Regions from separate parts of the Homo sapiens genome. Here region 1 is linked to region 2. Evidence: chromatin loops called from intact Hi-C (ENCODE). Cell type or tissue: OCI-LY7. All regions are shown on one strand.

What was found. Peaks named below come from ENCODE experiments on the same cell type or tissue, not always from the same donor. Only the 100,000 strongest peaks of a DNase experiment are listed, where the experiment ranks them.
Region 1: a loop joins it to region 2, with 3 times the contacts of the local background. A loop is called at or near these places in 1 of 110 quality-filtered maps.

What each region holds. Positions count from the first base shown.
Region 1 is chr10:62,524,822-62,528,821 of GRCh38, forward strand. No RefSeq gene overlaps it. Among named protein-coding and RNA genes, the nearest start is that of ZNF365, 150 kb to the left of the region's middle. RefSeq lists an enhancer at 2,510-2,729. In OCI-LY7, a CTCF peak has its summit at 2,427 (motif pointing right); DNase peaks (open chromatin) are centred at 2,610 and 3,840; H3K4me3 peaks cover 2,080 bases; H3K27ac peaks cover 2,483 bases.
Region 2 is chr10:61,959,706-61,963,705 of GRCh38, forward strand. The region is part of intron 3 of ARID5B (AT-rich interaction domain 5B); the gene reads left to right. Among named protein-coding and RNA genes, the nearest start is that of ARID5B, 60 kb to the left of the region's middle. In OCI-LY7, no CTCF peak of the experiment used is centred here; DNase peaks (open chromatin) are centred at 1,085, 1,806, 2,736, 2,866 and 1 weaker place; H3K4me3 peaks cover 2,890 bases; H3K27ac peaks cover 4,000 bases.

The sequences.
Region 1 (4,000 bases), 570 kb after region 2:
TTTGTTTGTTTTGAGATAGAGTCTTGCTCTGTCACCCAGGCTGGAGTGCAATGGCATGATCTCGGCTCACTGCAAACTCTGCCTCCTGGGTTCAAGTGCTTCTTCTGCCTCAGCCTCCGGAGTGGCTGGTATTACAGGTGCATGCCACCATACCAGCTAATTTTTGTATTTTTGCAGAGACAGGGTTTCACCATGTTGGCCAGGCTGGTCTTGAACTCCTGACCTCAGGTGATCCTCCTGCCTCAGCCTCCCAACGTGCTAGGATTACAGGCATGAGCCACTGTGTCCAGCTCCTTTTTGTCTTTTTTAACTGCTGTTGCTTTACAGTTTGTTTTGTCTGACAAAAGAATAGCTACCCCTGCTTGTTTTTGGTGCCCATTTGCATGGAATATCTTGTTCTACCCCTTTACCTTAAGTTTATGTGAGTCCTTGTGTGTTATTTGAGTCTCTTGAAGACAGCAGATACTTAGTTGGTGTATTCTTATCCATTCTGCCATTCTGTATCTTTTAAGTAGAGCATTTAGGCCATTTACATTCAATGTTAATATTGAGATGTGAGATACTATTCTATCCATTGTGCTATTTGTTGCCTCAATACCTTGTTTTCTAAAATTTATTTATTATGTTTTTGCTTTATAGGTGCTGTGAGATTTATGCTTTAAGGAGGTTATATTTTGGTGTAGTTTGAGGATTTGTTTCAAGATTTAGAGCTCCTTTTAGCAGTTCTTGTAGTGCAGGCTTTATAGTGGTGAATTCTCTTAGTATTTGTTTGTCTAAAAAAAAACCTGTATCTTTTCTTCATTTATGAAGCTTAGTTTCACTGGTTACAAAATTCTTAGCTGATAATTGTTTTGTTTAAGGAGGCTAGAGATAGGGCCCCAATCCCTTCTAGCTTGTAGGGTTTCTGCTGAGAAATCTGCTGTTAATCTCATATGTTTTCCTTTATAGGTTACCTGGTGTTTTTGCCTCACAGCTCTTAAGATTTATTTCCTTCATCTTGACTTCAGATAACCTGATGACTATGTGCCTAGGCAATGATCTTTTTGTGATAAATTTCCCAGGTGTTTTTTTGAGCTTCTTGTATTTGGATGTCTAGGTCTCTGGCAAGGCTAGGAAAGTTTGCCTTGATTTTTCCCTCAAATATGTTTTCCAAACTTGTTAGATTTCTTCTTTCTAAGGAACACAAATTATTTTTAGGTTTAGTTACATAGTCCCAAACTTCTTGGAGGCTTTGTTCATTTTTTAAAAAATTCTATTTTCTTTGTCTTTGTTGGATTGGGTTAATTTGAAAACCTGTTTTTGAGCTCTGAAGTTCTTTCTTCTGCTTGTTCGATTCTGTTGCTGAGACTTCCCAGTGTATTTTGCATTTCTCTAAGTATGTCCTTCATTTCCAAAAATTGTGATTGTTTTCTATTTATGCTATTTCACCGAAGATTTTTCCCTTCTGTATTAGTCCATTTTCATACTGCTACGAAGAAATACCCAAGACTTGGTAATTTATAAAGAAAAAGAGGTTTTATGGACTCACAGTTCCACATGGCTGGGGAGGCCTCACAATCATGGCAGAAGGCAAAGGAAGAGCAAAGGCACATCTTACATGGCTGCAAGAAAGCATGTGCAGGGGAATTGCCCTTAATAAGACCATCAGATCTCATGAGACTTATTCACTATCATGAGAACAGCATGGGAAAAACTCTGCTCCCATGATTCAATTACCTCCCACTGTGTCCCTCCCATGACACATAGGGATTATGGGAGCTACAATTCAAGATGAGATTTGGGTGGGGACACAGCCAAACCATATCACCTTCATTTCCTGTATCATTGTTTTGGTTTCATTAAGTTGGACTTCATCTTTCTCTGGTGTCTCCTTAATTTGCTTAATAATCGACCTTCTGAATTTTTTTTCTGGCAATTCAGAGACTTCTTCTTGGTTTGGATCCATTGCTGGTGAGCTAGTGTGATCTTTTGGAGGTGTTAAAGAAACATGTTTTGTCATTTTACCAAAACTGTTTTTCTGATTCCTTCTCATTTGGACAGACTATGTCAGAGGGAAGATCTGGGACTCAAGAGCTGCTGTTCAGATTCTTTGTCCCAAGGGGTGCTCCCTTGATGTAGTGCTCTCCCCTTCCCCTAAGGATGTGGCTTCCTGAGAGCCAAACTGCAGTTATTTCTCTTCTGGATGTAGCCACTCAGTGGAGCTACTGGGTTCTGGGCTGGTACTGGGGAGTGTCTGACCAAAGTCCTGTGATGTGAACCATTTTCATGTCTACCATCTTCAGGTGTCTCAGTCTTGGATACCAGCACCTGTTTTGGTGGAGTTGGCAGGGGAGTGAAATGGATTCTGTGAGGGTCCTTAGTTGTAGTTTTGTCTATTGCACTAGTTTTGTATTTGTTGGCCTCCAGCCAGGAGGTGGCACTTTCAGGGGAGCATCAGTTGCCATAGTATAGGGAGGATCAAGGCAGTGGGTGGAGCCCTAGAGCTCCGAAGAGATTATGTCCTTTGTCTTTGGCTACAAGGGTGGGTAGAGAAAGACCATCAGGTCGGGGCAGGGTTAGGCCTGTCTGAGCTCAGGCTCTCCTTGGGTGGGGCTTGCTGCAGCTGCTGTGGGGTATGGGGATGTGGTTCTCAGGCCAGTGAAGTTATGTTCCCAGGGGGATTGTAGCTGCCTCTGATGTGTCATGCAGGTCACCAGGGAAGTCGGGGAAAGCTGGCAGTTACAGGCTTCACCTAGCTCCCATGCAGCCCAAGAGGCTGGTCTCACTCCCACCATGCCCCCACCAACAGCACTGAGTTTATTTCCAGGCAGCCAGTGAGCAGGGCTGAGAACTTGCCACAGGCTACTAGCCTTTTAGCTGAGAAAGCAAGCAGGGCTTTCAGGTCTTGTGCCTCCCTGCCTGCTGCGGCTTCTGTGCTGTGTATCCACTCCCGATTCACCTCCTCCCCCAGTTTCTATCGAGGAAATTTGTGTTCAGTTGAAATTGTTACAAAGTTCAGCTGGAAGTTTCTTTCTCCCTGTGGTCTTTTCCCAGTTCCTCTGGCAGCCCTTCCCAAGGATCTCTGTGAGACTAAGTCAGAAATGGCTTCCCTGGGGACCGAGAGAGCCCACAGGGCTCTTCCCACTACTTCTACCCTTGTATTTTGCTTAGCTCTCTAAATTTGTCTCAACTCTAGGTAAGATCAAATCCTTCTCCCATTATCTGGACCTTCAGTTTCCCCCGTGAAGGTGTGTGTTCAAGGGCAGACAATCCCCCTTTCACACTTTGGGCACTCACATTTTTTCAACCATCTTCTGGGGCCTGCAGGAGCAATCTGCTTCCTTCAAAGGGTCTGTGGATTCTCTAGGCTTTCCGGGTATGTTCCTGCAGTAGTTCTTGGAGTAAAAGTTTACAATGTGCATCTCCACAAGCTGCTCTGTCCATCTGAGTGGGAGCTGGAAGTTAGTCCTGCCTTCTATCCACCATTTTCCTGCTGTTCAAATAAATGCCTTTTCTTTATAAATTACCCGGTTTCAGGTATTTTGTTATAAGCAACAGAAAACAGACTAAGACAGACAGCTTTAACCATTACCAAGTTCTTCCTGCCATTAAGCTAAACTGATTCCTTGTAATGTCTTTCCTTTAGTTCTATTTGTGTCTGCTTGCTTATAATACATTTAGTGTTTCTTCTATTAAACAGTCCTTTAGCTATTTGAAGACAACTATGCTGTTTCCAGCCCTACTCTAGCCTCACTCCTAAACTTTCTCTTCTCTCGAATATTCAAAACCAGTTCCTCATACTGAACTTTAACAAAGATCAAGGTTCTGTTTGAGGCAGAAAAAAAAAAAAAAAGAACTGAAACAGTGACTCTTTTTTGTTTGACCACATCCTCTTGTTTATCTTGAAAATCAAGGTGGATAGACTATGAATGTGAGATGAAAAAAGCCAAAGAGGCTCTCTGTGTTACTATGATGACTACTCTGATCTGAGCCACTATTACTTCTTTCCTAGACTACTGCA
Region 2 (4,000 bases):
ACCAGTTACTGTTCTCCCCAAGAAGCCACTCAGGCATCTCAGCTAAGTTTTATTTACTGTATTTTCCTAATAGTTCATGCACGTGTGATAGGGAGGACAGGTGGTTGGTCACCTAGTCTAGTGGGGCTATAACTTGGGAGGGCAGCATGGATGACTTTGAGAATCCAAAGAACCCTATGGACTGTCTACCCAGAAAACGTTTACATCCACAAAATTTGAATGACATTTGAGGACACTCATGAACAGCCCCCTCCTGAAGTTGGTCCATGAACTCCTTGTTAAGGACTGCTGGATGATTTCCTTTAAGAACACAGAACCATTATGCTGTGAAGAAGGAAAACAAGGATGATGTGTGTCTACCCGCTTGGTTGGTGGGTTTCCTCTTTCAGATTGGAGGGTTTCTTTTTTCATGAATGTGTAGGAAGGAAGGGCATGACTGTCTTATTTCATATATTTTTCTTTTATATTTTCAAATTATAAATTTTGACAACAGGAGACAATAGGTAATATTCATTCTCTACTGTCTGGACAGCATGGAAATACTACGTACAGTAATGTCTTCAGTAGTTACTTTCTCTTTAGAAAGCTCCAAGGAAGCTCACAACAGTAGGAAGTCCTACTGAAACTCCTTTTGGTAAAGTGGAGCACGTTTTGTAATGGAAACACATTTTCTATGGCTTAATTTTTATATATAGGGTTTTCATAAAATGAGACTTGCCTAAGGATTCTTTTGGAAGCCTTTTGCCTCTTTTAACAGCAATGTGTTTATTATAGGAATCAGTCTCCTGCTCACTTATAAAATATTCTAAATATTCACTTATAAATATTCTAAATATTTATAAGATTATGAGTTTTGTCTTTTAAGTAGGGAGTTCTGCATATTGTTTTTGGCCAAAATGTAGCCTGCCTCCTTGAGCATGAGTTGAAGCCCAAGATGAGAAGCCCTTTTTTTTCCCCTCTGACCAAGATCTCATCTGCCATTTACTAGATTAGGCTACTTGAAGGGAAGGAAATGAGGGCCCCCTTCTTTTAATCCAGGACATTGTTAGGTATATCATAGGTGCTCCGTAGGTATGTTGGATGAATGGATGGATGATTAGACCTTAAATCTTGTACTTGGCAGCAACATAATGTAGTGGTAAGGGACTAAAAGTCTGGCAGACATAGACTAGCACTCTGGATCCCCAATCTCTAGCTTTATGCCCTTCGGCAAGTTGTAGAGTATCAGTTTTCTCATCTGTAAAATGGGTATAATAAATCTATCTGATAGGGATACTGTAGGATTTAATAACATATAGAATCCCAGGTGCTTATGGACATTTTTCTGGTGCCATAAAGCACTTGATACATGGTAGCATTATTAAACTCTTAAGCCTTAAATCAGGATATCCTAGACTTTAGTCATTTATAAAGCAACTTTATAGTTCTTGCCATACCAATAACACTGTTTTATTATTTACTTAATTTTTCTTTAAATTAATTGCTTTTTAATTTAAAGAACTTTAAGTAGGAAATTTTATATCATCACTGTAAATGGAAAACCTGTATCACTTGCTATAATTAATGGTGAAGGTAAATATATAATCCTTAAAATAAAAAATATGTTTATCCATGTACCACCTAACATTGACTTGGGTACCGCTAGTGTATACCACAGTTAAGTCATTTCCTTTGAGGCTTTTCTCTTGGGCAACAGCCTAACCTAGGTTATCGATAGCTTTGAGACCTTCTGAGACCATGCAAGCCTCGTGTCAACAACAAGCTAGAAAGGGTTGGAACCGGTTGCGCTGAATTAATCTATAGGCTCAGAAGTGTAACTGCCACACAGATGTGAAGTCTGAAAATAACCCACCGTGCACCTGCCCTTTTCGCGTGTCAGTTACAGTGTTAACTGAGCACCAGAGGATGAAATGCTGTAGGAACAGTAAAGGCATGAATCTTACCTTCCAGATGCTCAGACTCTTATCAGTGGTTTGATACCTAGCCCCTTGATTGGGCTTGGGGACCTCAGTGTCTCAATTCTGGGCAATTTCTTTCTTTCTTTCTTTCTTTTTTTTCTGAGATGGAGTTTCACTCTTGTTGCTCAAGCTGGAGTGCAATGGTGCAATCTCGGCTCACTGCAACCTCTGCCTCCCCGGTTCAAGTGATTCTCCTGCCTCAGCCTCCCAAGTAGCTGGGATTACAGGCACTCACCACCACACCTGAATAATTTTTTGTATTTTTAGTAGAAACAGGGTTTCACCGTGTTAGCCAGGCTGGTGTCAAACTCCTGACCTCAGGTGATCCGCCAGCCTAGGCCTCCCAAAGTGCTGGGATTACAGGCGTGAGCCATCGCACCCGGCCTTCTCGGCAATTTCTGAATACAGATCTTAGCAGGGTGAGGGAAACGGTAATTGTTATTACTACCAACTGGCCCCAAACAGTTATTGCATAACGTTGCACAACTGAGTCCTGGGTAAAATGAGCTTCTTCAGAAATTGCCTCGCCAAAGGTGATTTGCCAAGGTTGAATCCTTCGGATTGTCTGCATTGGAACAACCCCCTTGCCCAAGCACTGAGCTTAAGCTAGATAAAAGGAAATAAACACTGCTTTAAAAGGGAGTGCACTTTAGCAGCACACAAAAAACAAAGGTGAAGGCTCACATCTGTGTTGCATTGCATAATTGATAAAAGCTGAAGCACCATTAGAAACAGCCTCATCATCCATACTCCTCTCCTAATCATTTAAATATGTACAGCATGTTTTAGGATGCTTGTTAATGACTCTACGGGCACGTTGGTAGTCAGAACATTACATGTGGGTTTGAGAAATAGGCCTGGATCATTTGCCAGACAATCTAATTCTGACAGTGTAGTGAAGGCCATCTTCAATTTGACTGTGCTCCACTCTGTTATGCTGTGAAAGAAAAAGATAATTCAGCTGAGCATTCTGCCGTTGGCTAGAAACACCGCAGTTCTGAATACAAATATTATGCAGGTAAATGAATCATTAAAAGAATAGAGGCATAAAATATCTGACAGATGAACTCCTAAAGTTTGGACTAGAATAAATTTTCCCATATATGAGCAGTACCTTCATCCATCGACTAACAGTGTTAGTTATCCGTTAAGTCACCAAAAAGCATTTATGGTCTTAGAGTAAATGATTGGTAATTATGACTTACAAGGCTATAAATACATGGAGGGGATTTGGTGATATCATAATAAACCACGAAAGAAACTGCAGTGGTTTTTAATGTTAGTAGAAACTTAAGAAATATTTAGAGCCGTGTTCGCAGCCCTACAGTTGTTTTTTTTCTTTTTTCTGGGAGTGTGTGATTGGTGTTTTGTCAAAATGTGCAACTCTACCAATGGACTCAACTCAACTAATGTAAATTAGGGCCAATGAGAGTGTCCGACTGAGATTAGTCCTCAATTTGTATGACATGTGTCTCAACAAATAGAAAATATTCTTAAAGAAAAATAAGATATTCCCGCATGTCTCTCTTTTTTAGTTCCCTAATTTCTGATTCCTTTCTTCTGAATGAGTTTTCTGTAAGTTAAAAAAGACAACAGTGAAAGGCCCTGTTCCTCTCAGCTTCTTAACCCCAGTTTGCCTGGTTTATCTCCTGTTTTAGATTCTAAAAAGGAAAACATTAATCATGCTTAGCCCTGGACTTTGTTTCCCTACCTGTTACCTCCTGGTCTAATGGCAGAGATACTGAAAGGGGCACAGACCCACACCAGCCAACTGACCTAGCTCATAGCCACAGGAAGAGCGGCATGTCCCTGGGGCAGTGAGAGCGAGACTGCACCCAGAACCACTGTCTCATGACACCACCCCACATCTCAATTGAAGATCCAGATGGACAGCTGACCTATATGTCTCTCCCTGACTGGACCAGCTCGGCAGAGCATCCTAGATTTGAGTAAAGAGCAACACAATTCTTTGTAAAGCCATTGGCCCCACAGAAAGCTCCATGGAAAATGATACATGAGGGTGTTAGTGGGAGGTTGAGAAC